2 separate regions of the Homo sapiens genome follow, and region 1 is linked to region 2. Evidence: chromatin loops called from intact Hi-C (ENCODE). Cell type or tissue: endothelial cell of umbilical vein. All regions are shown on one strand. Each heading gives the region's core, and the rest is flanking DNA. Links, peaks and the distances in the headings are about the cores only. Region 1 overlaps TANGO6 (transport and golgi organization 6 homolog). Region 2 holds the start of HAS3 (hyaluronan synthase 3).

The links. A loop is a pair of places that touch in the nucleus more often than their neighbours do. Peaks named below come from ENCODE experiments on the same cell type or tissue, not always from the same donor. Only the 100,000 strongest peaks of a DNase experiment are listed, where the experiment ranks them.
Region 1: a loop joins it to region 2, with 8 times the contacts of the local background. A loop is called at or near these places in 7 of 110 quality-filtered maps.

What each region holds. Positions count from the first base shown.
Region 1 is chr16:68,965,884-68,980,571 of GRCh38, reverse strand. TANGO6 (transport and golgi organization 6 homolog) reads right to left here. Exons shown (of 18, transcript NM_024562.2): 15 at 6,404-6,544. Among named protein-coding and RNA genes, the nearest start is that of TANGO6, 130 kb to the right of the region's middle. RefSeq lists enhancers at 2,350-2,850, 7,565-8,065. In endothelial cell of umbilical vein, for the core only: a CTCF peak has its summit at 7,704 (motif pointing left); a DNase peak (open chromatin) is centred at 7,621; H3K27ac peaks cover 845 bases.
Region 2 is chr16:69,096,272-69,110,162 of GRCh38, reverse strand. HAS3 (hyaluronan synthase 3) reads right to left here and starts at 4,510. Exons shown (of 4, transcript NM_001199280.2): 1 at 4,376-4,510; 2 at 132-767. The coding sequence starts at 767. RefSeq lists enhancers at 1-800, 4,297-4,845, 9,600-10,101, 11,526-12,351 and a silencer at 3,884-4,163. In endothelial cell of umbilical vein, for the core only: a CTCF peak has its summit at 4,548; DNase peaks (open chromatin) are centred at 4,122, 4,572 and 7,202; H3K4me3 peaks cover 2,363 bases.

The DNA.
Region 1 (14,688 bases), core at 2,957-10,956, 130 kb after region 2:
GAACTATAGGTGCAGTGGCTCGTGTGCATAATCCCAGCTAATCATGGGGCTAAGGCAGGAGGACTGCTTGAGCCCAGGAGTTCAAGCCCAGCCTGGGCAACATAGCAAGACCCTATCTCAAAAAAAAAAAAAAAAATATATATATATATATATATATATATAGAGAGAGAGAGAGAGAGAGAGAGAGAATGACAGACAGATAGATTCATACTCATGTAATCCTGGTTTGGGAAAGCTGTTTTCTATATAAGAGAAAAATCATAAGGTAAAAGATAGATTTACCTTCATTGACATTAAAAACTTCTGTGTGTCAAAAACAAAATGAAAAAGAAAATATGAATAAAACTAAAAGAAAATATTTATGATATAAATGTCAATGGTTCAAGATCTTTAAATACATAAAACTTTTAAAAATCAAAAAACAAGGGCAGGGCGTGGTGGCTCACGCCTGTAATCCCAGCACTTTGGGAGGCCGAGGCGGGCAGATCACGAGGTCAGGAGTTCGAGACCAGCCTGGCCAGCATGGTGAAACCCCGTCTCTACTAAAAATACCAAAAAAAATTAGCCGGGCATGGTGGCACACATCTGTAGTCCCAGCTACTCAGGAGGCTGAGGCAGAGAATTGTTTGAACCTGGCAGCCGGACGTTGAAGTGAGCTGAGATTGAGCCACTGCACTCCAGCCTGGGTGACAGAGCGAGACTCCACTACAAAAAAAAAAAAAAAAGTCAAAAAACAAAATTGATACCCTAATGAAAAAACAACGGACTAGAATATGTAATTCTCACACACACATGCACACCCTCCACATACACGGAATCTTAACTAGTCAATATATGGAAAATATTTAACCTTATCAATTGAATAAATGGAAATAAAAACAAGATAGCATTCCTTTATATATCTTCTTGATAAAGATTTTTAAAAATGATAATACATAGAATATATCATACTTTTGAGGGTACAGACAAACATTGATAATATAAACTGGCACAACTTCTCTGGAAGACATTTTAGCAACAAATATCTTCAAAAATATTCCTGGGCCCGGCGCAGTGGCTCACGCCTGTAATCCCAGCACTTTGGGAGGCTGAGGTGGGTGGATCACCTGAGGTCAGGAGCTTGCGACCAGCCTGGCCAACATGATGAAACCCCATCTCTACTAAAAATACAAAAATTAGTTGGACGCAGTGGCACGCGCCTGTAGTCCCAGCTACTCGGGAGGCTGAGGCTGGAGAATCCCTTGAACCTGGGAAGTGGAGGTTGCAGTGAGCCAAGATCACACCACTGCACTCCGGCCTGGATAACAGAGCAAGACTCCGTCTCAAGAAAAAAAAAAAATTCATATACTTCAGGCTGGGTGCTGTGGTTTACGCCTTAATCTCAGCACACTGGGAGGTGGAGGTGGGAGGATCACTTGAGCCCAGGGGGTCGGGATCAGCCTGGGGAACACAGCGAGACCCCCATCTCTATAAAAAATTTAATAAATAGCCAGGTATGGTGGCGCACACCTGTGGTCCTAGCTACTTGGGAAGCTGAGGGAGGCAGATCAGACTGACAGGCCAAGGATGCAGTAAGCCATGATCGCACCACTGCATTCCAGCCTGGGCAACAGAACGAGACCCTGTCTCAAAAAAAAAAAAAAAAATCATATACTTTATATACTTTACTGTATATATGTATTACCTCAATTTTTTTTTAATGGAAAGAAAAAAAGCTCCTGCTGATTTTGCACTATGATCTAGTGGCAGGAAGACAAGTAGGTGTGGCTAGGGAACTAGCATGATGTGGAGAGGTAACATAGTGTACTGCACCCTGCTCCCACGGGTGGGCCGCATTCTCCCACCAACTCCCACCACTGCAGAGAAGAGGTAGGGGTGGGGAGAGAGCAAGGCCTAGGCTGAGGGAACTAGGGGACTTATTAGAGAAGCTTTACCAAGTGGCTATTCACAGCATTTCCACAACACTAGAAAACAAAGAATATTGGCTATGTTGTCAAATTGGGCTTTAATGTTATTCAAAGGATTTCAACACACCACTTCATCTATGCACCAGGACAAGTTGATGATGTGAAACAGAAACTAGCAGTTAAAGCTAAGGCTATGTTTACAGTTGGACACTCTGAAGAGTAGGCTACAGAAAGAAGGGAACTTTGAGAATTAGTGGAATTTGCTTTGAAATGCCAGAAGGCTGTTTTGGAAATTGGGCTAATTATAAGACTATGTAAGGAGGAGTAAGGCCTCACCTCAACTCTATCCAGCCTTTCATCCCCACCTCCACTTTCACCCCAGGAAATGATTTGGACTGGCCAATGGGGACTCTGAAATATGTACTTTTAGTGTTTATCATCCCAAAGGTAGCGGTCTACCAGAGAAAATACATGTTACGTTGATGTTGTCTATGTATGGTTTATATTCTTCTCAGCTCTGATAATCCCAGTGGTACACCCTTCACACCTACTATGAGAGAATGATTTATTATAATGGTGTACTTGTCTGGCATGTTTTAGATCCAAATTCAGAACTAAGGCAAATATAGAAAGTTCATCTTTCTTCTTAGAAAAAAATGTATTTTTAAATTTCACTCTCAGCTGGGTGCAGTGGCTCACACCTGTAATTCAAGCACTGTGGGAGGCCAAGGCAGGCGGATCACCTGAGGTCAGGAGTTCGAGACCGGCCTGTCCAACATGGTGAAACCCTGTCTCTACTAAAAATACAAAAATTAGCCGGGCGTGGTGGTGTGGGCCTGTGGTCCCAGCTACTCGGGAGGCTGAGGCAGGAGAATCGCTTGAACCCAGGAGGCAGAGGCTGCAGTGAGCTAAGATGGCACCACTGGACTCCAGTCTGGGTGACTCCATCTCTTTTTTTTTTTGAGACGGAATCTGGCTCTGTTGCCAGGCTGGCGTTGCAGTGGTGAAATCCCAGCTCACTGCAACCTCTGCCTCCCGGGTTCAAGAGATTCTCCTGCCTCAGCCTCCTGAGTAGCTGGGACTACAAGCACGTGCCACCACGCCCAGCTAATTTTGTATTTTTAGTAGAGACAGGGTTTCACCATGTTGGCCAGGATGGTCTCGATCTCTTGATCGTCGTCTCGGTCTCATGATCCGCCCGCCTTGGCCTCCCAAAGTGCTGGGATTACAGGCGTGAGCCACCACGCCTGGCTAAGACTCCATCTCAAAAAAACAAAAAAAATTAAATAAATAAATAAATAAATTTCACTCTCTGTGACATGAATCCATTGGTCAGAAAAGAAAAAAAAAAACAAAAACAAAATAAATTTCACTCTCAAGTAATTCTCCTTTCACTGATACAAGGATTTAAGTGGTTGGAGACCTAGGTTCTATCATCCTTAGCCAGAACAGTCACCTAGAAATTAGGAAAATTAAGGGCTATGTCCATACAAACAGTGCATGGCTATATGGAATTTCTATAAATCCTCTGAAGTGCTGATGAAGGAGGGATTCAGTGTGATCTCCTGATGCAAGTGGCAAAAAGATACCCCACCTCCACTTTGTTCTCCAAAATCTTCCCCTACCAGATAAAGAGTAAAATTTACAAGTTTTACTATAGCTCACAGACAAATTGCCCAAGCTGAAGTTAAGATTATATCTTCTTTTTCTGCCTTAGATAATAGGCTAGTGAGTATATAATGGAATTACTAAAAAGCCAAGGACAAATACAGCAGTACCTAAGAAGTGCTGATATAACTTAAAGAATAAAAGAAGTGTGGCACTGTTATTAAGCCAAATATTAACCACCAACAGCTATACTTTATAACACAATCTGATATAGGCCATGCATGACAAGAACACAGCCCTAAAACGGAACCTCATTCTCAAAATTCAATATGGCCGCTAGCTGGCTCAAATGGATACTGTACACCACTGGCTCTCACCTGTATGATTGATTTGCCTTATTTTAAGGCTTCTAGTGATATTCAGTGTGACAGCTAATGGTTAAGTCTATGGAGCACAGGTTAAATAAATGAATCTTCTCTCAATTCTATGTTATATAGCCCAGTATAAAAATATTCAAAGTGTACTTGCTGGCTTATGGAGAAATTCATCTTAATTTAACCTCTCTCTTCAGAATGAACTATTGTTTTCTTTGTCCTTGTTCCCTAGGGTCCCACCTCCTAGCTTCATATGAGCACTCAATAAACAGCAAAAAATATTTGTTTTCCTTCATTTTTAATCTTTAAAAAATGTTTAAATCTTTTTTGCGTAGGCAAAAATAAAATTTTACTGAGCCCTTATTGTATGCCAAATAACACTGTAAGAATCACCTTATTTAATCTTTACAACAGACCTATGAGTTAAGTGTTATTAATATCCTCATTCTGGCTGGGTGCAGCGGCTCATGCCTGTAATCTCAGCACTTTGTGAAGCCAAGGTGGGAAGACTGCTTGAGGCCAGGAGTTCAAGACCAGGCTGGGCAACATGGTAAAACCCCATCTCTACAAAAATACAAAAATTAGCCAGGTGTGGTGGCATGTACCTCTAGTCCCAGCTATTCAAGAGGCTGAAGTAGAAGGATACCTTGAGCGTAAGAGGTCAAGGCTGCAGTGAGCCATGACCGTGCCAATGAACTCCAATGTGGGCAACAGAGGGAGACACTGTTGCAAAAATAACAACAACAACAACAAAAACCAAACCCATAATATCATCATTTCACACATTAGAACACTCAGGCACCCAAGGTTAAGAAACATTCCCCTCAGCTGGGCACGATGGCGCACACCTGTAATCCCAGCACTTTGGGAGGCAGAGACAGGAGGATTGCTTGAGCCCAGGAGTTTGAGACCAGCCTGGGCAACATAGTGAGACCTTGCCTCTACAAAAAATAGAAAATTAACTGGGCATGGTGGCATATGCCTGTAGTCCCAGCTATGTGGGAGGCTGAGGAGGGAGGATAACTTGAGTCCAGGAGGTTCAGGCTGCAGTAAGCCATGAATGCACCACTGCTCTCCAGCCTGGGTGACTGAGTAAGACCCTGTCTTGAAAAAAACAAAAAAAAAAGAAAAGAAAGAAACATTTCCCTGATCACACAGCCAATAAGATGCAGAATGGCTCATGCTTATAATCCCAGCACTTTGGGAGGCTGAGGTGGGAGGATTGCTTGAGTCCACGAGTTTGAGACTAGCCTGAAAACATAGTGAGACCCCAACTCTACCATGAAAAAAAAAAAAGCGCGGCAGTTCAGGATTTGAAGTGAGGCAGTGTAAGTCTAGAGCCTATCCCTTAACTACTATTGTCAGCTTATACAGCCTAGAGTAACTTCCTTCAAGTTGGTGGTTCAGTTCTCAGCACTATCACTTACCAGCTGAATGAGTCTTGGACAAATTGCTGAAAATGTTTGAGCTACAGTTTCTTCATCTGTAAAACAGGTTTAGTAACAGCCTGTTTACAAGATTTGTTGGGGAATTAGATGAGATTATATATATGGACAACCTGGCATGCAGTAGACATTCAGCAAGAGTCAGCACTCTTCCTTCCCTGCTTGACATTCCTATTCTTTATTTCTGAGTCTCGCTCTATTGCCCAGGCTGGAGTGCAGTGGTACAATCATTGCTCACTGCAGCCTCGACCTCCCAGGCTCAGGTGATCCTCCCACCTCAGCCTCCTGAGTAGCTGGGACTACAGGTGTGTGCCACCAATCCTGGCTAATTTTTGGTAGAGATGGGGTTTTGCCATGTTACCCAGGCTGGACTTGAACTCCTGCCAGGCCTAAAGTGATCCTCCCAAAGCGCTGAGATTACAGGTGTGAGCCATGGTGCCCAGCTGACATTCCTCTTCTTTTTGTGCTTGCTGCTGCTCAAGTGTGAGACTTCTAATTCCAGCTCCATTGAAAATCAGGGCCCAACACAGCTCCCAGGGAAGGAGACTAAGCAGTTTTTTTTGTTGTTGTTATTTTTGAGATGGAATCTCATTTTGTCGCCCAGGCTGGAGCACAGTGGCGCGATCTCGACTCACCACAACCTCTGCCTCCCAGGTTCAAGCGATTCTCCTGACTTAACCTCCCGAGTAGTGGGATTACAGGCGTACACCACCACGCCCAGCTAATTTTTGTATTTTTAGTAGAGACAGGGTTTCACCATGTGGACCAGGCTGGTCTTGAACTCCTGACCTCAGGTGATCCACCTGCCTCGGCCTCCCAAAGTGCTGGGATTACAGGCAGGAGCCACCGCACCTGGCGAGAGACTAAGCAGGTTTAAGAAAAAGGACATTGTTGCTTTCAGTCTCATAGTAGACATCGGAATATTTCCTAAATTCCTAAATGGGTACATCCCAGCCCTCAAACTACCCTCACCACACTAGTGTAACAAGCCCCCAGGTACACACATTTTGGTTTCAAAGTCACACTGATCCTCCACCCTTTTCCAGGTGGATGGAACAAGAAAACTCACCTAATGCCCTGACGATTCGCATAAGGACTTCCCCGACTTTCATTCTGGTCTCTGGTGTGTGCTTGTCTTTGCTGCTGTCATATTGAGCCAACAAGTCCGGCAAGATTTTCTCAGGATAGACGTCTGACAGCAGGGCAACCCCTGGGGTTGAAAACAAAAAGAAAGGATTCATTACTGTTTACGATCAAAAGGCAAATAAACCAGTCACCCTGTGATGGGATGAACGCAGAGATGCTGAAAACCATCTCTAAAGCTCTCCCAGCAAGGGCTGCCTATTGTTTGGAGAGTCAGCATAGTGAGTGGAACGAAGATGGGCCTGGTAGTTGAGACTCCTGTGTTTGTCTAGTCCCAGCCTGATACGATCTCTAAGGTCACTCCCAGCACTGACGTTCTATGATCCAGGCAATGCCTCCTGCCTTTGCTGCAGTTCTCCATTCCTGTATAATTTCCCTCTGTGGAACTGCCAGTGATGGGAGCAGTTTCCACAAGGAAACATTTTCAGAGCATCCTGGACATGATCAATATTAGATCTAAGCTCATGGCTGAGTTTCCTAATCAACAGAAATAGGGAAGACCCTGACCCTGAGTCCCCCCTTCGTAGGACTTGCTGATCCTCTCTCCTATCCACAGCAGCGCCTTCTAAATGTGTAGCCTGGAACAGTGTTATCATAATCTGAGCCCAGCCCCATACTCAGCAACCTTTTTAGGGGTGGCAGGGAGGTGAGAGATGACCAGACAGATCCAGAACAAAACCCCTGGTTGGCCTCAAAACTATATAACTACAAATTCTACCATTCATGTCTATACTGTTGTTTATTCCTATTTTCTCTCATTAGTCTTTAGCAGAGAACAGGAAAAAGATTACACACTATAAAGAACAGTGACGAAAAAGAAAAAAAGTAAAGAAGGAATAAGTAGAAATAGGGGTTCCAGGATGAGAACCCACTTCTACCCCAAGCACCCTGGCCCATCAACTCTGCTTTGGGTTTCTCCAATAATCCCCTCATTGGTCTCCCTGCTTCTACCTTTTTCATCCATTGCAGATGGAGCTATTTGGTTTGAATCATAAGTCTGGCCCCTTCATGCTTCTGCCCAGACCCCTCAGTGGTTTCCCTTCTTCCCTGAATATGAGCAGTCCCCATCCCCCGCCTTCCTTTGTTCTCTCTCTGATCTCATCTTTTAACACTCTCCCTTGCTTCCTGGCCTCCTTGCTATTCTCCAGTAGGCCAAGTGATCCTGGCTCGGAGGAGTCGGCCTCACTTCCCCTCTGCATCTGCTGCTGCTCCTCCTGGTGGCCTCACAGCTTGCTCCCAAACCCTATCATGTCTCTGCTCACAGATCACATTTGTCACATATAAAACGGCACCCTCCTTCCCCTGCCACTCTTTACTCCTCTCACCCTGCTTCATTTGTCTTAGCACTTAATATCACCTGACAGGTTGTGTATTTCCTTATTGTCTGCTCTCCTCCTTGGAATGTGAACTCTATAATAAAGTCAAGGATTTTCTTTTGTTCCCTGCTGTATCCCCAATGCCTAGAAGAGTCCTAGCACATGTCAGGTGCTCAGTAACTACCTGCTAAATGAATGAATGGATGAATGGATGGATGAGTAAACAGGATTCAAATATACAGTCCTGATATAAATTTCAGGAATTAAGAAAGAGAGGATGGGGAAGAAGTAATATAAATGCTTGAGAAATCTATACTTATTTTTCATCTAAATTTACCATTCTCGTGTTTAAACTGACAGCCTTGCAGGCAAAGTCTACGTGCAGTTTTTTATGTTATAGGTTGTGATTCCATTCTCTTCTAAATCACATCCACACTCTTCACTGGCCTTATCCGCCGCATCTGCTGAGCTGTGAAGGCGGAGCACCTGCTGAGGGCTGCACCTGTCTGCCCATCCTCCTTTCTGCCCTCCCCACCCCCATCTTTTCTTGCTTCCAAAGAGCCTGGGAAATCTCTGCATGTGGTCCTAAGCCTGCACCTCTGCATGTGGTCCTAAACCACACCTCCAATCCAGAGTCCATCTTAGGACTTCAGTCCTAAGATGGGCTCTAATCTTATGCAAGCAGAAGCTCTGCTCTTAAGAGAGATTCAGGCTGTGGCACAACACTGTTGCCAAAATGTGACACTGTAGTTGTAGTTCACTCTATTATATAAAATGATGAAGAAGTCCTTGGAGGTTCAACACGGAGTTATGGAATATTGTAGCATAGAAAAAAATGTCTGCATCGGCTGGGCGCAGTGGCTCACGCGTGTAATCCCAACATTTTGGGAGGCCGAGGTGGGTGGATCACTTGAGGTCAGGAGTTCAAGATCAGTCTGGCCAACATGGTGAAACCCCGTCTCTACTAAAAATACAAAAAGTTAGCTGGGCGTGGTATCGGGCACCTGTAATCCCAGTTACTCAGGAGGCTGAGGCAGGAGAATCGCTTGAACCCCAGAGGAAGAGGCTGCAGTGAGCCGAGATCACACCATTGCACTCCAGCCTAGGCAACAATAGTGAAACTCTGTCTCAAAAAAAAGAAAAAAAGAAAAAAATGTCTGAGGCCTAAGGGTAAATGAATTGTTTGCTAAGAGAAAGAAGAGGGGGCTAGGTGCAGTGGCTCACACCTGTAATCCCAGCACTTTGGGAGGCTGAGGTGGGAGGATCACTTGAGGCCAGGAGTTTGAGACCAGTCTGGGCAACATAGGGAGACCCCATCTCTATAAAAATAATTTTAAAAAAATTAGCCAGGTGTGGTGATGTGTGCCTGTAGTCCTAGCTACTCGGAGGCCGAGGCAGGAGGATTGCTTGAGCCCACAAGTTCTAGGCCGCAGTAAGCTATGATTGCAGCATTGCACTCCAGCTGGGTGACAGTGAGGTCTCAAAAAAAGAAAAACAGAAATAGCCTCCAACTTCTAAAAGACCTCCACAACTGCAATTCTGGCAGGTGTTATATCACTGATATATTACAAGGCCTGGTATATATTACAGATTTGCAGCTATCATAACTTTCTTTTTTTTTTTTTTTTGAGATGGAGTCTCGCTCTGTCACCCAACTGGAGTGCAATGGCTTGATCTCGGCTCACTGCAACTTCCACCTCCCGGTTCAAGCAATTCTCCTGCCTCGGCCTCCCAGGTAGCTGGGATTACAGGTGCCTGCCACTATGCCTGGCTAATTTTTGTATTTTTGGTAGAGACGGGGTTTCACCGTGTTGGCCAGGCTGATCTCGAACTCCTGAGGTGATCCGCCCTCCTCGGCCTCCCAAAGTGCTGGGATTACAGGCGTGAGCCACTGCGCCCGGCCCATAGCTACTTTCTAAAATCAGAAGTTCTCAACTCAGAAAATCTGGTGGGTGTTTCCTTTTAGGAATGTAGTCATGACTTTGCAATGGAAAACAGTGGAAAAATGGGATTTGCTTTATAAAACTTTGATCTATTTCTAGCTTTTCTGAAACCTATTACTAAAGTCCCTCTTACTGTTGTTTAACATAGTCTTTTTTTTTTTTTTTTTTGAGACGAAGTTTTGTTCTTGTTGCCCAGGCTGGAGTACAATGGCGTGATCTCAGCTCACTGCAACCTCCATCTCCCGGGTTCAAGTGATTCTCCTGCCTCAGCCTCCTGAGTAGCTGGGATTACAGACATGTGCCACCATGCCCAGCTAATTTTATATTTTTAGTAGAGACAGGGTTTCTCCATGTTGGTCAGGCTGGTCTCAAACTCCTGACCTCAGGTGATCCACCTGCCTCGGCCTCCCAAAGTGCTGGGATTAAAGGCATGAGCCACCGTGCCGGGCCCTTACTGTTGTTTATTCCTATTTTCTCTCATTAGTCTTTAGCAGAGAACAGTCATTTACTTCTGTGAACATACTATCCTGGCCAAATGAGCTCTGGACTTCCTCTCTGTAGTGGGCAGACATGTGATTACACCTAGCATCTACTCTCTCTTCTGGTAACAACACCACCATGGTGTTCTTTTGGAGAAATATCCCTTTCTTACTCTCAGTCTGTGTGGTTTGAGTGGGCTAACTATACCCACTTTCTCCCCCTCCAGGTGTGAACTTGTATCCCAGGCTGGCCAGTTAGGATCTTCCATTCCATCCCCACCACCATGACTGGTTCAGGAACAGGGAATGAGATTCGATCCTGAAACCCACATTGACACTACTGGGAAAGATAAATTCCCCTCCCCACCACCCATTGAAGAGACTAATCTGGAGCTGCCAGTGGCCACCATGTGGAAAAAGCCCACACAAGAATGACACCAACACAGAGGGAGAGCCAGCCTGAGAGGGAGGGAGAAGAAGAAGAAGAGACCCGATGGCATCTTTTCAGCTCCGGGACCCAGGTGTACTCCACCCACTCGACTTTCTGGATAGAAAAGCCAATAAACACCCTCTAATGCTCATGCCAGTTGGACTGTTTTTCAATTAAAATAATCCTAACACACCCTTTTTCTGGTTAACAATGATTTTTCAGATTTTTTTTTTTTTTGCTTTTCCTATAATGCTAAACTTTAAACTCATTAGGGAGCTTTTAGTTCTCCCAATCTTCCATAAAAAGGTTCCCAAAGCAAAGCCCAGTTTCCTTGCTTCCCACAGTCCCAGATCTAATAGCAATTGTTTATCTTCCTGCTGGCCTGTTCCACAGACGGCTGCCAAATGGCTGGCTGTTTGAGTTTTACCTTCTAGGATACAGGTGCCACCTATGAGTTTATAAATCCCTGGAGAATAACAGCAGTTCCCCCTTTACCCACCAAGCAGTGAAGAGAGTCATACATGATGGTTAAGACTGTATAAAAATGAAAGGGATGAGATTTTGTGTGCTTGTTTTTATTTATTTCGAAAAAACTTTCTGTACTTAGACACTCTGTGGAAGCACGGCCATAACCTTCACATGACCATGGGCCCATCACACTTGATAATTCCTTTGTGACTTGAAAATGGGGTAATTTCTGGGTCAGCACAAGATTCAAGAAAACATCACACATCAATCCCTTTGGTAATGAGACCCAAAGGATTGTGTGAGAGAGACCTCTTTCTGCTCTGACCGTAGGAAACTAGCTATGCATTTTAGGATGTGGTGCAACAGATGAGATATAGAGAAGGTAAAAGTGAATCCAAACTGGGAAGAGTTCACAGACGCATTCTGAACTTTTTTTGGAGGCAGTGCGTAGAATATTGGTGAATTAACGTAACTAAAAAAATGTTAGGTGGCCAGGCGCGGTGGCTCATGCCTGTAATCCCAGCACTTTGGGAGGCCGAGGCGGGCGGATCACAAGGTCAGGAGATCGAGACCATCCTGGCTAACCCAGTGAAACCCCGTTTCTACTAAAAATACAAAAAATTAGCTGGGCGTGGTAGTGGGTGCCTGTAGTCCCAGCTACTCGGGAGGCTGAGGCAGGAGAATGGCGTGAACCCGGGAGGTGGAGCTTGCAGTGAGCCGAGATCATGCCACTGCACTCCAGCCTGGGCGACAGAGCAAGACTCCGTCTCAAAAAAAAAAAAAAAAAAATGCTAGGCTGGGTGCAGTGGCTCACGCCTGTAATCCCAGCACTTTGAGAGGCCGAGGCGGGTGGACCACCTGAGGTCAGGAGTTCGAGACCAGCCTGACCAACATGGTGAAACCCCCCTCTCTACTAAATACAAAAAATTAGCTGAGTGTGGTAGCAGGTGCCTGTAATCACAGCTACTTGGGAGGCTGAGACAGGAGAATCACTTGAACCCGGGAGGTGGAGGTTTCAGTAAGCCAAGATTGCACCATTGCACTCCAACCTGGGAAACAAGAGTGAAAACTCCATCTCACCAAAAAAAAAAAAAAGGCCAGGTGCGGTAGCTGACATCTGTAATCCCAGCACTTTGGGAAGCTGAGGTGGGTGGATCACGAAGTCAGGAATTTGAGACCAGCCTGGCCAATATGGTGAAACCCTGTCTCTACTAAAAATACAAAAATTAGCTGGGCGTGGTGGCGTGCGCCTGTAGTCCCAGCTATTCGGGAGGCTGAGGCAGGAGAATCTCTTGAATCCAGGAGGTGGAGGTTGCATTGAACCGAGATGGCGCCACTGCACTTCAGCCTGGGCGACAGAGTGAGACTCTGTCTCAAAAAAAAAAATGTTATTACGATAACTACATGTAACAAAACAGACTGTCAACTTTGTAAAATAACTGTTTTTTTTTCTTCCCCCAAGACTTCCCTGAAAGCCACACACATATTTTGAGCAAAACAGTGTTGACTTCAAGATGATCCCACAGCGTGTTACTCAGTGATTCTGAGTAGCAAAAGGAGTTTGGGTGTCGTGTACTTTTACTTAGTACTCTTGCATTAACAGGGAAGTCAGTCTAATTCTAAAATGTCTTTGCTAACTGGCTCTATCCCAGGGAACTGCTAAGCCATTCCTACCTCAAAACTAACCTGCCTCATTTCTCCTGGGCAGATAACAACTTCCCAAAATACCCACAGCAACCCGGAAAACCACCTACTCACTTGAAACTCACAGATATTTCTGCCAACAAAACTACAAGAAACACAAAAACCCACACATTGTATAATTCCATTGAAATGAAATGTCCAGAATAGGCAAATCTCTACATAGGAAAAGTAGATTTAGTGGTTACCTAGGGCTGTGGTAGTTTGAGAAAGCAGGGAGTGACTGCTAATAGTTACGAAATTTCTTTCTGGGGTGATAACAACATTCTAAAACAGGGGTCCCCAACCCCCAGGTTGCAGACTGTTACCGGGCATGGCCTGTTAGGAACGGGACCACACAGCAGGAGGTGAGCAGCAAGGGAGCATTATTGCCTGAGCTCTGCCTTCTGTCAGATCATTGGAGGCAACGGATACTCCCAGGAGTGTGAACCCTATTGTGAACTGCACATGCAAGGGATCTAGGTTGTGTGCTCCTTATGAGAATGGAAAGTCTGATGATCTGAGGTGGAACAGTTTCATCCTGAAACCATCCCCGCCCTCCCAACACCGTCCCGTCCATGGAAATATTGTCTTCCATGAAACCAGTCCCTGGTGCCCAAAAGGTTGGGGGCCATTGTTCTAAAATTCCAGCCTGGGCAACACAGCCAGACCCCATCTCTACAAAAATTTAAAAAATTAGCCAGATAGGCTGGGCACAGCGGCTCACACCTGTAATCCCAGCACTTCGGGAGGCTGAAGTAGGTGGATCACTTGCAGTCAGGGGTTTGAGACCAGCCTGGCCAACGTGGCAAAACCCCGTCTCTACTAAAAATACAAAAATTAGCAGGGCATGGTGGTGCATACGTGTATTCCCAGCTACTTGGGAGGCTGAGGCAAGAAAATTGCTTGAACCCAGAGGGCAGATGTTACAGTGAGCTGAGATCATGCCACTGCACTCCAGCCTGAGTGACAGAGCGAGACTGTCTCAAAAAAAAAAAAAAAAAAAAATTAGCCAGACATGGTGGTGCATGCCTCTAGTCCTAACTACTTGAGAGGCTGAGGCAAGTTGGTCACTTGAGCCCAGTAATTCAAGGTTTAGTGAGCTAGCACAACACCACCACACTCAAGCCTTTGTGACAAAGGGAGACCCTGTCTCAAAATTTTAAAAACTTCTAAAGTTGACTGTGGTGATGGTTACACACTCTGAAAATATACTAAAAACCAGTGCATTGTTTATTTCATTATTTATTTATTTATTTTATTTTATTTTTTTTTGAGATGGAGTCTCACATTGTTGCCCAGGCTGGCGTGCAGTGGTGTAATCTCAGCTCACTGCAACCTCTGCCTCCCGGATTCAAATGATTCTCCTGTCTCAGCCTCCCAAGTAGCTGGGACTATAGGCACGCACCACCACACTCGGCTAATTTTTTGTATTTTAGTAGAGATGGGGTTTCACCATGTTGGTCTGGCTGGGCAATCCACCTGCCTTGGCCTCCCAAAGTGCTGGGGTTACAGGCGTGAGCCACTGCAGCCGGCCTCATTTTTTATTTTTTAAGACAGAGTCTTGTTCTGTCGCCCAGGCTGGAGTGCTTTGGTATAATCACAGCTCACTGCAGCTTCAACTTCCTAGGCTCAAGTTATCCTCTCACTTCAGTATAGCTGGGACTATAGGTGTGTGCCACCACACATGGCTAATTTTGTTTATTTTTTGTGGAGACGAGGTCTTACTATGTTACCTAAGCTGGTCTCAAACACCTGGACTCAAGTGATCCCCCCTCCCCAGCCTCCCAAAATATTGGGATTACAGGCGTGAGCCACTACACCTGGTCTGAATTGTTCACTTTAAGTGGATCAATGGTATGGTATGTGACTTATATCTCAAAAAGTTGTTATTA
Region 2 (13,891 bases), core at 1-8,000:
TGCCTTCTTAAGTGCACAGGTGTGTGCACAACCCAAGGGACCTAGACCAGACCTCAGATTCTTGGCGGAGAGTTTGCCAGGCTGTCCAGACTTATCCCCATGTACACACGCTCCTAGGGAGGCGCCCTTACCTGGATGTAGTCCACCGAATCGCCGAGGGCCTTGAAGGCCGTGTACATGACCTCGCGCTTGCCTCCCCACTTCTGCATGATGCACGAGAAGGTGCTGGCCCGCACCACATCCCGCACACGGTCCATGCCCTCCTGCAGGCTGGCCTCCGTCTCACCCTCGCCTGCCTCATGGAAGTTGCTGCGCCACACAAAGAAGCCGGCCTGCTCGGTGCCGCCCAGCACCTCGTGGAAGATGTCCAGCATGTAGGCGTCCTCCTGGCGGTTGCCATCCACCACCATGACCACCTTGAGGTCAGGGAAGGAGATGCGCTGGGCCGAGCGCAGGCACTTGCGCAAGTAGTCAGGGTCCTCCTGGTATGCGGCAATGCACAGTGCCACCGAGCCCCGCCGCGGGGAGGGCAGCTTCAGGGCCTGGCCGGCACGTCGCATGCGCCGGTGCTCCAGGAAGGCAAAAAGGCTCTGAATGAGCAGGTGCAGGCCCAGGATGGCGCCGTACAGGCCGAAGGACAGGTAGTGCTTTTCCGTGTGGATGAACTGGTAGCCCGTCACATAGGCTGCCAGGATGCCACCCAGCACTGCCAGGGCAAACAGGCTGGTGCCCACCACACGCAGGGCTGTCGTCAGCTGCACCGGCATCTGGCGAGAGAAGGCAGGAGATGAAGGGTCAGGCAGGAGGCAGCATTTCCAGTCCGTGGGAGCATGGGTGTTCTCTGTTACTAGTGGACATGACCCACTGATCAAAACCGTTACCGCTTACTGAGCATAAGACTTGGTAGACTCAGAAGCCAGACTACTGGGGTTCAGATCCCAGCTCTGCCACTTGATGTCTGTGCCCCCTTACGTCATCTGTAAAATGTGGGTTGCAGGACTAACCTCAAGGCATCTTTGAGGGTTAAATGGGCGACACATACAAAGCCCTTAGTGTAGCACTGGGGTAGACAAGCCAAGGCCCAGAGGGTCACGTGACATCTGGCTGGTGGGTGGCAGAACTGGGCTCTACCTGGCCCAAAGCGCTGAAGAGGTAAGCTTCAAGGGGGTGAGCCTGAGGCAGCTCTGGGCACCTGAGGGCCAGGGAGGCAGCCAGTGGCCTAAGAGCTTCCCCCTACCCTGCACCCACTCCTGGAGGGGATATTCACCAGTAAAGTGCAGCCACCAGTAAGACCCAAGAAGAAAGTGCAGGAGCAAAAGAAACAGCAAACAAAGGGGCATTGGGAAAAAGCAGCAGCTTCCCTTTCTCAAGACAGTTATTAGAGAAACTTTCCCTGTGTCCTCCACTTTCTCACCTTTTACTTGAGAGGCAGGAAAGAAAGGGAAAGCAGGGGGAGAGGCAGACCAGGAAATGCAAGCTGGGGAGTGGACAGCCTCCTAGAGCCCAGGGCTGAAGAAAGCACAGGGAACTGCAGCCACCACTGCAGCAGCCTCCACAGTGGCTGCCTGGGCATCCCATCCGCTTGGTCCTAGTGCCCGTGCAGCATGCGTCTCTGTGCGTGTCCCCCTGCCCAGCCACTCCTGGAAACAATGCCCGGTTTCCATTTGCAACTAAGTCAGGGCTCCTAACATCTCCCCTGTTGGAAACAGCTGTATTTTATAACAGCCCAGGACTTGGCACTAGAGAATTGGGTTTAAGACAGCACTTCTGCCTCCTGGCTGCCTGACCTTGCCCCAGTTCTCTGAGACTTGGTCTCCCCATAGCACAATGGGAGTTCTAATGGATTCCTGCCTCATGTCTCAGGTAAGTCATTTCCCTAAAAATGGAAACACTTCCGGCCCCGAAGAGCTACCCTAGTGGTGAGGGTGACTGTGGTTTCCTCCAGAGCAGGTGGGGAGGGGGATGTGAGGGAGGGGAAAGAAAAGGTGGCAAGGATGGCTGCCGGCCTTCCCATTCTGACCCACACTATCTCCTCTCTGCCACCTGCCTGATCTAGAGAACCCCATGTTCACTGAGGTCTACAGACAATGATGCCTCGCTTCCAAGCTTGCTCCAACTCTTAGGTCTCAGGAAACGGAGCCCCCAAAACAAACACACTTTCCTGTCGGGACGCCTCTCACGTAGAAGGGACGAAGAACACGCAGTCACTGCCTAAATCGACCTGAGACTCCGGCACTAGCAGCCTTCCAGCAGCGTTGGCCCGAAAAGAGCTGCTGGCAGCCTAGCCTCTCCGGGAAGCGCGGCCTCCGGGCGCTCTGCCCCACCGTCCCGGGGAGCCCGCCGTGTGCTTCCTTCACAGGACTCCCAGCCCTCCCTGTTGCCACCCTACTGCTCGCGCCTGCGGCCCAGGAGTCCCCAGGCCTGCATCCGCAGCCTAGGAGCGCCCCCATTCCCCTCCGGAGCTTACATGCTGAAGGGGCGCGGCGGGACCCCCCTGCCTGCCTGCGCTCTGGGTAGGGGAAGGGGGCGCCAAGGCCAGCCCAGCAACCTGGGCGCTGGCGCCCCGCCTCGGTGCAGTGCCGGAGGCGGCGCCCACCAGGTCAAAGCAGCCGCGAACGCACTCGCCACGCTTCTCATCCCCGCTCGAGCCTCGCCTCTTGGCAAAGGCGGCGCCGGCCACACCCACGTGCCGCTTTCCCACGACCCAACCGGGAAGGAACGGAAAACCCAAGGGATCCCAGTCGGACCAGGCCCTGCTCTTCCTGGTACCCCAGCTACCTTGGCAAAGTGTGCCTGTAGACAAAGGCGCATCCCCGGTGTAGCCGGCCCTCTCCTTCCCTGGGCGGGACCCCTCCCCCGCAGGAATTAGAGGCATTACCCAGGTTACTACCCCCACCCCCAAATAGAGGCCCCCAAAATGTCCCTCAGCCAGATACCCCACGTGCAATCAGGCGCTGGTGCAGGCTGTGGTCGAGGTTCTCCTGCCCAGACCTGGGGCGGGGGGCTGTGTCACCCCAAGCCGGCAGAGGCTGTGGGGTGATCCTACAGCCTGGACCGCCGCCTCCTCATGCCCTTCGCTCATCCACGGGAGCCCAGCCCAGGCAAACTAACGCGCACTCGGCTTTCAAGGGCACAAGGTTGGGGGCGCTCTCAAGTCCGGCTCCCAGGACTACGGAAGGAGAACCCCCAGTCAAGGACGCACGCTTCTCCATCAAGCCTCCGAAACTTTGAGGGGCTGCTGGTGTGCAGCGTCTCTCCCGCTGACAGGTGCGCCCCGCGGCAGGGCCACACGCAGCGGCATGGAAACTTGTGCGCCCAACGGGGCTCCTCCTCTTGTGCCCGGCCGCCCTCCGGGCCCCTCCAGGCCGGCCAGGGGAGGGGAGCCCACTCCCCCGGACACGTGCTGCCGCGGCCCGGCTAACCCGCAGGAACGTGGGCGCCTGGTACCTTGGTGCCCGGACAGGTGCAAACCCCCGGGAGGTCGTAGAAGGTGCGGGGGAGGGGTACCCCAGCCAGCCTGGAGCCCCGCACCGGCGTCCGCCTCCTAATTCATTCACAAAACAGGAGCCGCCGGGGAGGAGGGAGGCGAGGCTGGAAGAGGAGAGGATGCAGGAAGAAAGGGAGGAGGGGTCAGTGGGGAGGGGGCTGCAGGAACGGCCGCCGGGAAGCCCGGGGCTGCCGCCGCCCCCAACCCGCCTCCCCGCGCCGGACGCGGCGCCCGCAGGGCTGGGAGCTGGCCGGGTGCGGGGGGCTCGGCGAGAGGCACCCCTGCCACCCGGCGCGCCCCGGCCTCGGCGCAGCCCCGCGCGGCCCTCCCCTCCTGGGTGCCGGCCGGCCCGCGCTCACCGTGCCGCCGGCTGCCGCGCTCCGGAGCTCAGCAGGCCCGCGGCGGCTCCATGCCCCTCCTCCCGCTCCGCTCCGCGCCGCCGCGCGCTCCGACTGCCGCCTGCCCAGCCGAGCCGCCCTTAAGTACCCGGCGCGTGCCCGCCAGGAGAGGCGCCTCCCCCGGCCCTGGGGCCGGGAAAGTTGACCAGAGTGGGAGGGCCCCCGCGGGCGCACCCCCGACCCCGCGCGGTCCCAGGGAGCGCCACAAGCCAGCGCTCGGCGGGGACGCCTAGTCCCGGGTGGACGCGGCTCCGGCTCGCAAGACTCGCAGCCCCTGCGCCCTCTCCGAAGCTGGGTCCCCCGAGTGGGGCCGAAGGCCACGCGGCTCTGCAATCGCCCTGGGACCAGCTGCCAAGGCAAGACGGTCATTGGGCTCAACCTAGAACCTGAAGCGTCGTTAACTTTCCAGATACCACGCAGGGACTTCCAAAATTGTTACTCTCCCTCCCCGCCCCCACGCCCCGCTCTCTAACCCGCAAAACCTACTCACCCTGCAAGGAAGGCGAGCTGAGAGCACTCTTCCCCGACTTCTGCACGCGAAGGGGCAGTTCGCTGTCTAGGGGGCTCCCGAAAGCCAAGGCAGCAAAACCTTCCTGCTGGCAGGAAAGAGGCGCTGAAGAGAATTGTCAAATGTAAAAAGGCTGGTCAAAGAAGGTGTTAACAATTGTGACAGCTTAGCTTTGAATTCCGCAGTGGGGCGCTGATGACTTTAAGGCGGTTTGCAAAAGCTGCAAACGGTTTTGTAGGAACCTTGGAGGTTCCGGTGTCTTAAAGCCAAAACAATTCCTCCTCTTCTTTTTCACACCTTTATTTCCGACATCCATGACCTCCTAAATTCCCAACTGACCTTATCGACAGTAGTTTTCAGGTCCCTAAAAGATAGTGCTAGACTCGAGTAAAGTGAGATGAAGTGAGTTGGGGTGCACTGGGGTGGGGTGAGATCGAGGAGGGGGGAGAGTTGTTAGCAGAGACAAGAAGTTTAGAACCAGCTGAAGGCGATGAGTTTTTACATCTCAGGAAAACTTGAAGAGAAATTATAATTAATAACTAGTTTTTAAAAAATGAGTGGCCGGGCGCCGTGGCTCAAGCCTGTAATCTCAGCACTTTCGGCGTTACGGGCACCATGCCCGTAATCCCAGCTACTCGGGAGGCTGAGGCAGGAGAATCGCTTGAACCCCGCAGGTGGAGGTTGCAGTGAGCTGAAATCGCACCACTGCACTCCAGCTTGGGCAGCAGAGCGAGACTCCGTCTCCAAAAAAAAAAAAAAAAAAAAAAAAAAAAAAAACCAAAAAACAGAGTTTACCTGTTTTCCAAATACACCTGATATAATTTCTATCACTTCTTCCCAAGCTGCAACAAATTTATAGGCACCTGAGCTGCAGTCTATAAACTTCTCCTCTCGCAAGTTTTAGGGGCTCAGGGACTTGCCTGCCCACCATTGCTCAGTCTGGGCCACAGACCTCACACCTCAGTCCCCGCAGGCAAGCAAAGACCCCAGGCACACCTACTCCACACAATCCCATCTTACATTATTGGCCAGGCACAGTGGCTCACACCTGTAGTCCCAGCACTTTGGGAGGCTGAAGATGGAGGATCGCTTGAGGCCAGGAGTTCAAGACCAGCCTGGGCAACAAAGCGAGACTTCCCCCGTCTCTACAAAAATTAAAATTAAAAAATTAGCCAGGGCCGGGTGCAGGCTCACGCCTGTAATCCCAACACTCTGGGAGGCCGAGGTGGGCGGATCACGAGGTCAGAAGTTAGAGACCAGCCTGGCTAATATGGTGAAACCCTATCTCTACTAAAAAATACAAAAATTAGCCAGGCATGGTGGCACGTGCCTGTAGTCCCAGCCACTGGGAAGGTTGAGGCAGAAGAATCGCTTAAACCCAGGAGACAGAGGTTGCAGTGGGCCAAGATTATGCCACTGTACTCCAGCCTGGGCGACAGAGTGAGACTCCATCTCAAAAAATAAAAATAAAAAAAAAAAGAAAAAGAAAAGAAAAGAAAAAAAAAAAAAACATTAGCCAGGCATGGTGGAGTGTGCCTGTAGTCCCAGCTACTAGGGAGGCTGAGGCAGGAGAATTGCTTGAGCCCAGGAGGTCAAGGCAACAGTGAGCTATGATCGAACCACTACACTCCAGCCTGGGTAACAGAACAAGACGCTGTCTCAAAAACAAATTCCTGGACTCCAGCAGCCCTTCCGCCTCAGCCTCCCTAGGAGCTAGTCCTATAGGCATGCTATCCAGCCCAGCTGCCAATGTGTTTTGAACTTCAGATGGCCTGAGGGGCCCTACCAGAGCCATTCCTACTTACACAAAGATGGAGAAGAAGCCTTAGGTTGGTGGAGGGGAGGGCTCTAGAGTCTGCCAGTAAGCCCCAGTGTCTTCATCCCACAGATGGGATTGCTAGGCGGACTGATAGGAAGTTTGAAGAGATTGGCTGAGGGTAAGCGCTCAGCAAGTGTTAGTAAACCAGACAGCAGCATCCTTTGCCCATGCCACGGGTTCTACATGGCCATCCCTCTAGAGCACTCAGTGACAGCAAGTTCAAGGATCAGTGTTTGAATAAAAGAAAACTGCCTGGCCGGGTGTGGTGGCTCACACCTGTAATCCCAGCACTTTGGGAGGCTGAGGCGGGTGGATCACCTGAGGTCGGGAGTTTGAGACCAGCCTGGCCAACATGGTGAAACCCTGTCTCTACTAAAAATACAAAAAATTATCCAGGTGTGGTGGCAGGCGCCTGTAATCCCAGCTACCCAGGAGGCTGAGGCAGGAGAATCACTTGAACCCAGGAAGCAGAGGTTGCAGTGAGCCGAGATCGTGCCACTGCATTCCAGCCTAGGCAACAAGAGGGCAACTCCATCTCAAAAGAAAGAAAGAAAGAAAAATGTCTTGTCTCTCTTGCATTATGAACCCTGGAGCCCTGGGCTACCTCCTGCACACCCAGAGGCATCACAGACCCCTGGAGTTGCTGCAGATGAGGATATCTCTGATCCTTCCTCCTTCCCAGATTTGCAATCTGCAACATCAGAGAAAATAAGCAGGGGCTTGGCAAGGGCAAAAATGAGTGCATCAGCCTGGTGGAGAGCAAACGCTCCGTTTAGAGGCTCATCTCCCTGTGGAGGGAGGGCCTCATGTGGCCAGGTGCTCTGTTGTCAAGAGAAGCCAGAAATCCAGATTTTGTATGTGAAATCTCCTAATTTTTTTAAGCATTGGTAATTCAAATGTTGAAGGAAACACACACACACACACACACACACACACACACACACACATGCACACTCCACAGGCCAGACATAATGTGTCTGAGTCATATCCAGCCAACTGGCTGCTTGTAAGTGACCTGTTTAGAAGCCCAAGGAATGGAGAAGCCAGTTTGGAAGGATCCCTTCCGTCCTCACTCAGCAGCAACATGACTTCTCTGGGTGCAAGTTTGTCTCCCTGGGGCTGGGCCAGGACCATCTCATGCCTAGTTAGTTTCTTAGACTCCAACTGTGTCCCAAGGCTTATTGCCCTTCTCACGCCGCCAGCTCCACGGAGTTTTCCAGGTGGTGGGGCTGGTTCAGCACAACCTCACGAGTCCATGAAAACCTCCTTAACCAACAGTGGGTCCAGATAGAACCTCATGAGGACAACAAACACCCTGCCTGTACCAATTAATTGGCTTTGCCCCCTAAATGGCCTGCCCTAGGGAGCACTCTCTTTTTTTCTGATCTGCAGGGCCAGGGACCTGGTGTTATCAGGCAGATAAGAGAGTCTTTACCTTTATGGCAGTCTATGCCAGGGAGGATTTGCCTGTAATTAGCATCCAGTTTGTGGTGTCCTATTTGCATTCATCCCTTCACGGGGAGGTGGGGAGGGGTTTCTTTAAGGGGCTGCTACAATCAAGCTCGAGTTTATCTCTGCTTACCACTGGGGATTTAGAAATAGGGCTAATTCCACACCCAATCACTTAAAAACATGAATTCAGATGTTGCTGAATTGGCTTTTCCACAGGTTCCAGAGGATAAATAAGCCTTCCTATTTGGCTCAGTAGTAGAAGATTCACGCTGCACTTACAACACTCATTTAACAAACGCTGAAGCCCTGCTCTGAGTAGAGAACACTGCTTTGGCACCTGGAGATCTCGGGCTGGTCCCTGCCATCTAGAACGTTACCCATTTTGAAGACAAATGTGCTTGAGAGTACAAGTATAGGCCGGGCACAGTGGCTCATGCCTGTAATTCCAACCCTTTGGGAGGCCGAGGCAGGTGGATCACGAGGTCAGGAGTTTAAGACCAGCCTGGCCAACATGGTGAAACCCTGTCTCCGCTAAAGATACAAAAAATTAGCCAGGTGTGGCAGCTTGCGCCTGTAATCCCAGCTACTTGGGAGGCTGAAGCAGGAGAATCGTTTGAACCCGGGAGGCGGAGGTTGCAGTGAGCCGAGATCGTGCCACTGCACTCGAGCCTGGGCGACAGGGCGAGACCCCGTCTCATAAAAAAAAAAAAGAGTACAAGTATAAACTGTACAAGGCAGTTTATAATTAAATATTGATGAGAGAATCCAACATGAGGAGTTTGAGGATTTCAGGAAAGGTCTCTGTGAGCTGGAACAGGCTGGGCAGTTTCATGGGGAACCTGAGCTGCTATGTAGAAAGGGAAGAACATTTTAGGTAGGAAGGATAGCTTAAGTACAAGACCAGGTGTAGGAATGGGGGACATGTGTTTAGAGGACAGCCAAGAGAGGCCAGGGTGGAAGAAGAAATCTACACTAAAGTTCCACCAGCCTGACCAACATGGTGAAACCCGTCTCTACTAGAAACACAAAAATTAGCCAAGCGTGGTGGCACATGCCTGTAATCCCAGCTACTCAAGAGGCTAAGGCACGAGAATCCCTTGAACCCGGGAGGCGGAGGTTGCAGTGAGCCGAGATCATACCACTGCACTCCAGCCTGGGTGACAGAGTAAGACTTTGCCTCAAAATAAAAAATAAAAATAAAGGAGCTTCCAGCAGGGCCTGTTCCAGCCGGGCCTGCTGTGTAGGAAGTGCCTGTTACCCTCTAGCTGCTGTGAGGAGGAGGATGCTAGGACCGGAGTGGAGGACTTGGAGTGACCAAATAAGGAGTTTGAATTGTATCCAGTAGGTTATGGGGAATTACCGAACATGTCTGAGCAAGATAGGAGTAGATTGCAAGTACTGTTTGGGGAAGGTTGGGCTGGCAGCATTTTGGGGTAAGGACTAGGAATGGGGTATGGGAGATCTGTTAGGAGGCAGATGCAACAATAAAAGGCTGAGGAGAAGCCACGATGAGAAGTGTGGGTGCTGCCTTCTGGAGGTGGAGGTGAGCACAGGCAGTGACAAGGAATAATCCTAAATGAGTGCCTTGCACGCCAGGAATAATCCTCCAACACTGGAGGCATAACCAAGAGAAAAGTACTCGACGGTGCAGAGAGTTCAAGGGGCCTTTCTCAAAGCTTTAGCAGGTTGGAGGTAACTGAAGCTGACAGTTCCACAAAGATTTCACCTTTCAATGAAATTCCAAATCCAAACTCACGAAATGCTCAAATATCCTGCACCCGTAACCTCTCTGTCATCACCAGTGCCGGAAGCTGCAGAGCAACCTTGCCAGGACCCAGGTGCTCCATCGTCCCACGGTTCTGCTCCGCTGTCTCCTAGTGAGTGGCTTGAGCAGGGGAGGCGGGAGGAGGGGCATCCAAGCTCTATAGGCTGCCCCCTCACCCTCTGCCCTTAACGCTTCACTGCTCCTCCCTGGCATCCAGCCCATCACTTCCAGCAAAGCAAAACAGAATGGAGGATGGCAGCCAAGCTACCCAGGCTGCCTCCAACCCTCCAAGTTTCATCCCCATCCACTTTCCCTGGGCTGACCACCATGAAAACCTCTTGAAGCTAAGGAGGGCGAACTGAAAATGGCTCCCGAATAGTAGCAGGTTATGTTCCCGCAGCTGCCCAAACAGGGCTTTCTCTTCAAGGCGGCTTCAGCTGCAATGCTAGTTAATACATAATTCAAAGTGGAAAGTGTGTGCCTTGACTACAGCAAGGCAGCTACCACCAAACAAAGTTATTCTTTCATAACTTTCCCCTCTTACTGACAAGCACTGTGTAATCAGGACCATTTCCAGGTGCTATGTTTGAAGAAGCAGGCTTAAGGACTTTCCTGTGCTGCCGTTAGAATGGTTCGATTTTAACTCCAGTCTCCCTCTCCTTTGATGGAAGAATCGTTTCATTTCAAATTAAGGGGCCTCTGCTCTGCTGGAGGCAAAGCGGTCAGCCCCTGCTAAGGGGCCAGGTTCTTTTATGCTGGCTTGAAGGTCAGGATTAGGAGGGGCACACTAGACCGATAACCGAATATCAAATCAGACCTGGAGATGCTTTTCTCAGAATCCTAAACAGAAAAAGCTCTTCCCAGCCATCTTTCTTTTCTCTCCCTCCCCTAGGTGAGTGTAGAAAAAAAAAAAAACCCAGAAGGCAATTTTCAACACTTATCTTTTTAGTGGAATATTGTGCAGCTACTAAAAAAACACGTTCATGAGGACAATGGAGGAATACTCCAGACACCTACGATGCAGTGTTAAGTAACGAACAGGAGACACAATCGTTATGTATGCATACCTGCATTTATGTTGTTGTTTTCTTTAAAATCGTATGAATTAGGCTGGGCGCGGTGGCTCACGCCTGTAATGCCAGCACTTTGGGAGGCTGAGGTGGGTGGATCATGAGGTCAGGAGATCGAGATCATCCGGGTCAACATGGTGAAACCCCACCTCTACTAAAAATACAAAAATTAGCTGGGCATGGTGGTGTGCACCTGTAGTCCCAGCTACTCGGGAGGCTGAGGCAGTAGAATCGCTTGAACCCGGGAGGCAGAGGTTGCAGTGAGCCGAGATTGCGCCACTGCACTCCAACCTGGCGACAGAGCAAGACACCATCTAAAAAAAAAATGAATTAAAGGCAGGTGAGAAGTTCACCCAAATATCAAGGTCAGGTTTGATCATTAAGATCAGGTTTGGCCGGGCGCGGTGGCTCACGCCTGTAATCCCAGCACTTTGGGAGGCCGAGGCGGGTAGATCACAAGGTCAGGAGATCGAGACCATCCTGGCTAACACGGTGAAACCCCGTCTCTACTAAAAATACAAAAAATTAGCTGGGCTAATTTTTTATTAGCCTGTATTCCCAGCTACTCAGGAGGCTGAGGCAGGAGAATGGCGTGAAGCCGGGAGGCGGAGCTTGCAGTGAGCCGAGATCGCGCCACTGCACTCCAGCCTGGGCGACAGGGCGAGACTCTGTCTTAAAAAGAAAAAAAAAAGATCAGGTTCAGGCTGGGCGCAGTGGCTCACACCTGTAATCCCACTTTGGGAGGCAGAGGCAGGCAGATCACCTGAGGTCGTAAGTTCGAGACCAGCCTGACCAACATGGAGAAACCCTGTCTCTACTAAAAATAAAAAATTAGCTGGGCATGGTGGTGCATGCCTGTAATCCCAGCTACTTGGGAGGCTGAGGCAGGAGAATCGCTTGAACCTGGGAGGCGGAGGTTGTGGTGAGCCGAGATTGTGCCACTGCACTCCAGTCTGGGCAACAAGAGTGAAACTAAAAAAAAAAAAAAAAAAAAAAAAAAATCAGGTTTGATAATATATTAATAGGTTTGATATTAAAATCAAGTGGTAGAACAATGGATTTTTTTTCTCTGAAATTTCTATTAATAAGTAAAACAATTTTGTAATAAAAAGGTATTTTAAGGCCAGGCACAGTGCCATGTGCATGTCGTCCCAGCTACTCAGGAGGCTGAAGTGGGAGGATTGCCTGAGTCCAGGAGTTTGAGACCAGCCTGGACAACACAGAGAGACCCCATGTTGTAAAAAAAAAAATGAAGATAAATTCTGAGTTCACAGGATTTCCTTTTTTTTTTTTGACACGGAGTCTTGCTCTGTCACCCAGGCTGGAGTGCAGTGGCGCCATTTCGGCTCACTGCAAACTCTGCCTCCCGGGTTCACGCCATTCTCCTGCCTCAGCCTCCTGAGTAGCTTGGACTACAGGTGCCTGCCACCATGCCCAGCTAATTTTTTGTATTTTTAGTAGAGACGGGGTTTCACTGTGGTCTCGATCTCCTGACCTCGTGATCCTCCCGCCTCGGCCTCCCAAAGTGCTGGGATTACAGGCATGAGCCACCGCGCCTGGCAGGATTTCCTTATAAGCCCGGGCAGGGTGGGGTGCAGTCTCTATCATACATGGATTCATGTGAAAAAGGTTTCACAACCTCAGTTTACAGTGAAAGCAGTAAATAAAGTGGGAGGGCCAGGATTTAGGATTAGTGGTAGCCAAAACCAGAGTGATTTCCTTTATGTAAATTCCTCCCACTGTTCCTTTGAGAGAATGTAGCAGGGAAAGGCGGAGTCTGCAGAGCTATGCCAGCTCTTTGGGCACCTTTGAGGGAATTATAAAAAGGCACATGGCTTGGCTGGCACACCCCAGCTGGGGCAGTCCACACTCACCTCCTCATTGAGGACCACAGTGGTCCTGGGCAAGAGGGGGAGGCACATGCTAAATACGGCTCTAGGATTCCCCTAGAAGGAGGCTTTTCCCTGAAGAAAGGATTTCCAAGCCTGGTGATGTCAGCAGCAATGTCCTCCCACCCAGGGAAGTCCCAGGGAGAGGTTCTCTCCTGTGCGCATTGTAAGCCTACTCCCACGCAAGTGTCTGCACCACACACATGTAGTTACGTGACACAAAATGGACACACAAGTGCACACTCCTTCCCAGAGTGGTGGAACACAATCCCTGTCTACACTTAAGGTAAGCTTGTTCCGAATTTGTTTGGCTCTTTTTTTTTTTTTGGAGAAAGAGTCTCGCTCTGTCACCCAGGCTGGAGTGCGATGGCCTGATCTTGGCTCGCTGCAACCTCTCCCTCCTGGGTTCAAGCAATTCTCTGCCTCAGCCTGCCACCATCCCTGGCTAACTTTTGTATTTTTAGTAGAGACGGGGTTTCACCATCTTGGCCAGGATGGTCTTGAACTCCTGACCTTGTGATCCACCTGCCTCGGCCTCCCAAAGTGCTAGGATTACAGGCATGAGCCACCACACCCGGCTTGTTTGGCTCTTGTTACAATAAAATCAACCATAATTCTTTTTTTTTTCTCAGTCTTGCTCTGTTGCCCAGGCTGGAGTGCAGTGGTGCAATCACGGCTCACTGCAGCCTCAACTTCTCGGGCTCAAGGGATCCTCCCACCTTAGCCTCCTAAATAGCTGGGACCACGTGCCACCATGCCCGGCTACTTTTTGTATTTTTTTGTAGAGATGGGGTTTCACCATGTTTCCCAGGCTGGTCTCGAACTCCTGGGATCAAGCGATCTTCCCACCTCAGATTAGGCTGGGCGCAGTGGCTCACACCTGTAATCCCAGCACTTTGGGAGGCTGAGGTGGGCGGATCACGAGGTCAGGAGATTGAGCCCATCCTGGCTAACATGATAAAACCCCATCTCTACTAAAAATACAAAAAATCAGCTGGGCGTGGTGGTGCTTGCCTGTAGTCTCAGTTACTCGGGAGGCTGAGGCAGGATAATCACTTGAACCCGGGAGGCGGAGGTTGGAGTGAGCCGAGATGGCGCCACTGCACTCTAACCTGGGTGACAGAGCGACACTCCGTCTCCAAAAAAAAAAAAAAAAAAAAATTGGTGTTGGGATTACAGGTGTGAGCCACCAAGCCTGGCCCCACAATTCTTTTTTTTTTTTTTTTTTTTTTTTTTTTTTGAGACAGAGTCTCCCTCTGTCATCCAGACTGGAATGCATGGTGTGATCTTTGCTCACGGCAACCTCCGCCTCCCGGATTCAAGCAATTCTCCTGCCTCAGCCTCCCAAGTAGCTGGGACTAGAGGCGTGTGCCACCACACCTGGCTAATTGTCAAAAAATATTTTTAGTAGAGACAGGGTTTCACCACATTGGCCAGACTGGTCTCAAACTCCTGACCTCAAGTGATCCACCTGCCTCACCTCCAAAGTGCTGGGATTACAGG